Linked DNA regions of Homo sapiens: region 1 is linked to region 2. The links are chromatin contacts, found by Hi-C or POLR2A ChIA-PET in ENCODE. All regions are on one chromosome and are shown on one strand. The core of a region is the stretch at or near the end of the contact, and the rest is flanking DNA. Distances in the headings are between cores, read along the strand shown. Region 1 holds the start of YPEL1 (yippee like 1). Region 2 overlaps PPIL2 (peptidylprolyl isomerase like 2).

Evidence for each region. Hi-C counts contacts between places; a loop is a spot of excess contacts on that map. ChIA-PET counts read pairs that join two places held with the same protein, here RNA polymerase II (POLR2A). Pooled maps may share reads with other maps.
Region 1: a map with no recorded cell type shows a loop between it and region 2 (3-fold over the local background). The contact joins the promoter of YPEL1 here to the enhancer-like site in region 2. A Hi-C loop is called at or near these places in 3 of 37 single-sample maps with no recorded cell type and 3 of 50 pooled maps. POLR2A ChIA-PET finds 5 or more read pairs at or near these places in 14 of 52 experiments (A549, A673, B cell and 11 more).

The regions. Positions count from the first base shown.
Region 1 is chr22:21,734,465-21,737,877 of GRCh38, forward strand. It overlaps YPEL1 (yippee like 1), which reads right to left and starts at 1,330. Exons shown (of 5, transcript NM_013313.5): 1 at 1,151-1,330. RefSeq lists silencers at 979-1,028, 1,049-1,898.
Region 2 is chr22:21,687,733-21,691,266 of GRCh38, forward strand. PPIL2 (peptidylprolyl isomerase like 2) reads left to right here. Exons shown (of 20, transcript NM_014337.4): 14 at 341-374; 15 at 1,000-1,117. Among named protein-coding and RNA genes, the nearest start is that of PPIL2, 23 kb to the left of the region's middle. RefSeq lists enhancers at 1,262-1,311, 2,577-2,686. Within about 2 kb of position 1,964, at least 4 of the 41 ENCODE cell types and tissues checked have a DNase peak (open chromatin) inside an H3K27ac peak, as active enhancers do.

The DNA.
Region 1 (3,413 bases), core at 80-2,579, 46 kb after region 2:
AGAAGACTATTGCTCAGATTGGTAATTAAGAGCGCTCAGTTATTATATAAATGCTCAATATGGGCCCAACCCGTAGGGGTTCCCACAAGTAGATGAGACTCTACCCTGTAGGGCCCAAGAGGAAACACCATGAAGGTCCTGGAGATCCTCTTATTCCTCAAACATGCCACTACCATTGCCTCGCAAGAGCCCTGAGGGGGACCAGTGCATGATTGTAAGACAAAATGACATCAGGATTAAGCACAGCTCCTGGCACCTGGCAGGGGCTCAGCAAACATTTGTCACATCTATAGCTTGCTCAGGTGAGGTGCCTGGAAAGTCTCCCCAGTGGTGGTAAACCTAGTCTTGGGACCTGAGTAGGGAATTAGGAGTGTCAGGGGCTGGTGGGTGGGAAGAATAACATTCTTAGCAAAGGAAACATCAGGTTAAGGTGGGTATGTTTTAGATAGAGGAAGAAGAAATGCAACGGAACAGAAAAAGCGTGGGGCGGGGAAATTGATGTCTTCCATGTTCATTATCTGCCTAAAATAGAATCTCAGCCTTTTTTCCATCCTTAGAATTCAGCACATAATTTGGACATCAAAGATGTCAATCAGAGCCAAGCATGGGGGAGGCGGACCCTGTTTAGATCTCTGAAGCTCAGGCTTTTGCAATCTCTGTTAACGAAACCTATGCCACAAGTGGTAAATACCGAGGACGCTCCATTTTAGTCATGATCTTTATGTGGCTACTTGAAAAGCTTTTCCGCCTTTCTGATAAACATTCCTAGGAGACCTCTTTTGCCCTCATTTCCTTGCCCAGTTGAGGCTGTATTTTTTAAGGAAGGAAAATCCAAAAATCAGGGATCTTGTCCATTTTCCCTATCTTTTCACGGCGGGGCGGGAGAAGAGGGACAGCGGGGGAGGTGGAGAGAAGAAACGGCGGGGGAATCAAAGATTAGGCGTTGTTGTCTGTGCCAAAACGGAGTGAGCCCAATATCAACAAATCAAAATCCAAAACGGAACAAAAAAGTCACAGGCCCGCCCTGCTCGCGCCCCCGCCCGCCCGGACGCCCAACAGGTGCTTCCCGGGCCCGCCCGCAGCCACAGTATCCTTGGGTGGCCACAAAGTAACCGCCCGCGCAGCTGCAGCCAGGCCCGCCCGTACTCACGGCCGCTCCGCGGTCCGCGCCCCGGCCCGCAGCGCCCATCCGGCCCGGGCCCCGGTCAGCGCGGGCTCGGCTCTCAGGCGTTCCCGGCGCGGCCCGGGACGCGCTGAGGCCGTTAACGCCTAGGCAGGGCGCGAGGCATCCTCCCGCCGCCGCCCCGCGGGCCGCCTGCCCTTTGTTTTGGAGCCGTAGCCCGGCCCAGACGCCGTTAACAGCCTTGGAGCGCGGCGCCGGCCAATCAGCGCGCCATGTCGCCAGCGCCCCGCCCCCATCCTGCCTCCGTTCCGCCCCGCGTCCCGCCTGCCCCGCGCGCCCCCGCCCCGCGCGCTCCGGGCCAAGGAGCTCCGCCAGCTCGCACCCGGCCGGGACGGGCAGGAGCCCACGTGCCGCGGGGCGCGCCGCACTCCCATTGGCTGACCCGCCGGGCGCGGCCTCGGAGCCAGCCTGTAAGGGCCGAGGGACACGGGGGCGGGGCCGCGCGGGGCGGGGCGAGAGCAGGGGCGGGTTCCGCGAGGAGCGCCGCGCTCGGACGCAGGCTGGCTGGGCAGGGACACTCGGCCGGCGGGGCTGGCGGTGGTGGTCACTCGTTCCTCCGGCTCGCGGGGATGGGCCGAGGGCGTGCAGGGCCCGCAGCTCCAGAGGCTGAGGCGAGCTTGCGCGCAGCCTCCTCGTCCAGCGCCGTGCACGTACCGCCCGTCCGCGCGGTCGGCCGCGTTGTAGGGGACGGACGTGGAGGCCGAGGCGAGCTTGTGTGCGCCTGACCAGGGCCCGCCTTGGCCGGACCCCTCCGCGGCCGGGTCCCCAGAATGCGGTCGTCCGTGCTGTCCCGTCCCCACCACCCTCTCTGAACCCAAGGACCTAACCCCCTAGGACCCCCTCGCCACGGAGGACCCCCCGGGTCTGCGTCTGGCCCCTCGCTCTGCTCCAGGACTGCCGCGTCAGACCCTACAGAAAGCCCCTTCCTCTGGGTAGTGCTCCCGACGCCCCGGCAGCCTGCGCCACCCCCACGCCTCTAATGTCACTGTTTTCTTGGTTCCGTATCCCTTCTTTAAAAAAATATATATTATTTGAAAATAGATATGTATTATTTGAATATATATATTTGAAGGCTGGGTGTGGTGGCTCACGCCTGTAATTCCAGTACTTTGGGAGGCCGAGGCAGGAGGATCATTTGAGCCCAGGAGTTCAAGAGCAGCCTGGGCAACATAGTGAGACACTGTACCAAAAAAAAAAAAAGAAAGAAATTAGGCATGGTGGTGCACACCTGTAGTCCCAGCTACCTGTGAGGCTGAGGCGGGAGGATCACTTGAGCCCAGGAGGTCGAGGCCTCAGTGAGCCATGATCGCGCTACTGCACTCCAGACTGGGTGACAGAGCGAGACCCTTCCTCTTGAACAAAAAAAAAAAAAAAGAAAAGAAAAAAACCAAGAAAACAACAAAACCTCTATTGAGGTCACAATGTATATAACATTGTTATCAGCGTCCTCTGGACGTATTCTCTTGTTTTCTGCAACCCACTGTGTATGTAAAGATCTCTTCAAGTCGCTAAATGTACACCTGACTCATAACTTAGATTGTGGCTGGATGTTGCCTTTTTTTTTTTTTTTTTTTTTTTCCTTGAGACAGGAGTCTCGCTGTGTCGCCCAGGCTGGAGTGCAGTGGTGTGAGCTTGGCTCACTGCAACCTCCTCCTCCTGGGCTCAAGCGATTCTCCTGCCTCAGCCTCCCCAGTAGCTGAGACTACAGTTGCCCGCCACTAGGCCCGGCTAATTTTTGTATTTTTAGTAGAGACGGGGTTTCACCATATTGGCCAGGCTGGTCTCGAATTCCTGACCTCAAGTGATCCGCCTGCCTCGGCCTCCCAAAGTGCTGGGATTACAGGCATGAGCCCACGCGCCCGGCCCCATTTAACTATTTTAAAGTGTACAGTTCACTGGTATTAAATACATTCATAATGTTGTGCAACCATCATCATCATCCCTCTCCAGAACTCATCTTGCCTAAGTAAAGCTCTGGACTCAAGAAACAATGACTCCCGTTTCCTTCTACCCCATGCCCCGCACCACCCCATTCTACTTTCTGTCCCTATGAGCTTGACTGCTCTAGGTGCCTCACATAAGTGAAATCATCTAGTATTTGTCTTTTTGTGGCTTACTGTGACTTTTGTGGCTCATTTCACTTAGCATAATGTCTGCAAGGTTCACCGATGGTGTAGCACTGTCACAGTTTCCTTCCTTTTTTTAGGCTGAATGATATTCCATTGTATGT
Region 2 (3,534 bases), core at 714-3,213:
GTGAGTGACGAGAGTCACTGGCTGCACAGATGAGCTTGGTGGGACATCGGGGGCTGGGTGGGCTTGTCCCTGCCCCATCCCAGGGCCCTGGCCCATCCCACGGTGGCCAGGATGAGTCCAGTTGGTGATCCTCTGTTGGGGAACCCATAGACTGACCCTTGAGGCCCCAGCCCATCCAGAACTGGGTTCACAAAGGGAGGTGGCTGGGAGGGCCCCTCATTATCACCAAGAGCCCAGCCCCTGTGTGGAGCCATCTGGCAGGAGGGGTGTCCTTCAGTCAGGCAGGCGGTGGGCCTCGGGTCTCAGAGTGTGACTTGCTCACTGGCTTTTGTTTTCACAGATCCAAGGGGGCGACCCCACAGGCACAGGCACGGGTAGGTACTGGTGCTGGGCCCCTCTCTGGGCACTTTGGCTGCTCCGTGGGGCATGAGGGGGTAGCTGGGCAGGGGTTGTGCACAGCTCAGACATGGAATCTGCTAGACCAGGGTGGAACGACTGGCAGCCATCAGTGCTGTGCCCCCTCAGGCCTGGCCCTCAGTTTTCTCATTTCCAGGTGGCTGTGAGGCCTGCATGGTAGAGGAGGCAAGAGTGTGTGGTCTCTTCCCTGGGCCCCTGGGGTCTGCCTCAGACTGAGGCCAGCCCTCCCTCCTGCAGCCTCTCCAAGCCCCTCAGCCTGGCAGCTGCTTGGGTCCAGATCCCCCAACCTCTGTATTCCCATAGCTTGAGTGATGATGATGGTGGCCTTGACTCTTTAATCCCTGTCCCGGGGCAGGCCCCAGGCGGGGCTGGGGTGAGTGGGCAGCAGCCTGCCTGTTTGGAGGCGTGGGGGCTCCAAGGGACCCAGGAGTTGGTGGCGTGGGGCTGGGAGCCTCCCTATCAAGTGCCCCTGCCCCAGGCTGGGCTCAGCAAGGCCCTGATGCCCCTCGGGACTCTGAGGTTTCTAGTTCTGCCTCGGCTGGGGCCCAGGCTTTCCTGCTCCCATGGGCCTTTCTCTTCCAGGTGGGGAGTCATACTGGGGGAAGCCCTTCAAAGACGAGTTCCGGCCCAACCTCTCGCACACGGGCCGCGGCATCCTCAGCATGGCCAACTCCGGGCCCAACAGCAACAGGTCTCAATTGTGAGTCAGCTGGGCTTGCTGGGGTGGCCTGGGAGGTGAGCCGGCACTCTCTGCGGGTTCTTCCTCTTGGCCCTCTCTGAAGGGTGTGCTGGTTCTGAATCATACCCAGACGGTGTACGGCACACCTAGGCCAAGCATGTGCACCTGCGTTCAAAAGGGGGTCCCCAGAGTGAGTCAGCAGGGAGAGCTGCCCGCACCGGGTGTGTCCTCGAGAGACCAGAAGTCGGGAATTACTGGAGGTCCAGAAGGGCTTCTTGACAGGGACCAGGCATTCGTGTGGGTGCCTGTGGCCAGGCAGTGCTGGGGGAGGTCAGCGTGTGGGAGGGGTTGTGCAGGGCACAGGCTGCACAGGGAGAGGCGCCTGGAGAGACACAGGAGGTCTGGCCCTGGTGCATGTGGGGAGCAGTGTGCAGTCTGGTGGCAGGAGGCAGGGGATGGGGGGCCAGCAGGGCCATGCACACAGGGGCCGGATGCCTGTATTGTGGAAGAACAGAGGTGCCCTTTCCATCCCCAGACAGTGGCCTGATGTTATGTTTCAGTCTTTCAATCGTTTTCTTCACATGGGTCCTGTGACTTCCGGGATAAAGCAACCTCTTAAGGATTTTTTATAGTTTATGATACTTTTGTAAATGGACTTTTTTTTTCCCAACTTTTGGGGATCATTGCTCATGTAGAGAAAAACTACCGTTCATTTTATATCTAGCCACTTTAACAAATTATCTTATAATTCAAAAGTTTTTAAGATTTTTTTGGGTTTTCTAGATAGTCACGCTTATCACCAAAAGCTGGTCTGCTCTCTGCTTCCCTGGTGTGCACATCAGTCACGTCACCGTCACGTCACCGTGGGCCTGATGGGGGAGGAGGATGTGGGCATCTTGCTGTGCTCCACAGAAATCGCTGTTTTGCCTTCTCAGAACATTTGTTGTTGGGCTGTTTTTAGGAGGGTGGCTGACTTTTTAGAGGTTTCTTTGTTAGCATCTACTATGATGATTCTGTCCTTTTTCTGGTCCTCCCGGGATTTGTGGATGTGGCCACTACAAGGCCAGAGTGGATGGGTGTCTCCGTGGCATTCTGGGGTGAACCCTGGCCTGTCGTGGCTTCGCCGTGGCCTTCTGCCAGCTCACTGTCACACGTGGTCTCGGTTGTGTGGACTGGCTCCAGCAGGTTTTGCTGTGACAGGTGTGGCCCCTGCATGTTACGAGCAGGGCTGGCTGTGGCTTTGTGGCCTGGAATGGTTAAAATCACAGGGATGGCCAGGCGTGGTGGCTCACACCTGTAATCCCAGCACTTTGGGAGGCTGAGGTAGGTGGATTGCCTGAGCCCAGGAATTCGAGAGCAGCCTGGGCAACATGGCAAAACCCGATCTCTACAAAAAATAAAAAAAATTAGCGGGGCATGGTGGCGTGCGCCTGTAGTCCCAGCTGCTTGGGAGGGTGAGGTGGGGGGATAATCTGAGCCTGGGAAGTCAAAGCTGCAGTGAGCTAGGATCGCGCCACTGCACTCTATCCTGGGCAGCAGTGAGACCCTGTCTGGAAAAAAAAAAAAAAATCAAACGAGTCAGCTGTGCTTAACAGCTGGGCAAAGGCAGCTGGCAGCTATTCGTGCCACTTCCTTGGGGCTTTCATTTCAGGGTTAACGGGCACTTGTTTCCATGAAGGCTGGTATTCTCTTGGCCTCGCTGTGCTGACCTTTTTTTCTCATGCCTAATCACACTTTCCATTCCTCAGTCCCTTAGTGGTCTTTGAAGGGTTTGTCTGTTTTCACTTCACTTTGAAGGGTTTGTAATTGTTTTCAGTTTCTGTCTTTGCTTCTTCATGGTGCTTTTCCTCCTTCCTCACTTTAATCCATGTGTGTTTCTGATAGCCACGTCTGTCATTTTGAGGGTGCATGTTCCCTCTTCACTGCTTGCTGGTTGTTGGTAGCTTCCCTTTCAATTTCTTCTCAGCCAAGGATTGCCTAGGACTGTTGGTTATTTTCAAGTAGGTTGGGTGCGTGGTTTGTTTTTGTTGTTTGGCAGGGGCCAGGGCAGGGAATCATTTTATTATTTTTTATTTCTCTTTGGCTTAACCAGCCTGTGAAACTGCTGACAGATCAGTTGCCACCTTCTCTTTTTTTTTTTTTTTTTTTTTTTTGAGATGGAGTTTCACTCTTGTCACCCAGGCCGGAGTGCAATGGCGGGATCTCGGCTCACTGCAACCTCTGCCTCCTGGGTTCAAGCGGTTCTCCTGGGATTACAGACGCCCACCACCACACCAGGATAATTTTTTGTACTTTAGTAGAGACAGGGTTTCACCATGTTGGCCAGGCTGGTCTCCAACTCCTGACCTCAGGTGATCCACCCACCTCAGCCTCCCAAAGTGCCGAGATTACAGGCATGAGCCACCACACTCGGCCTTCTTTTCTTATTTCTAGTAGTA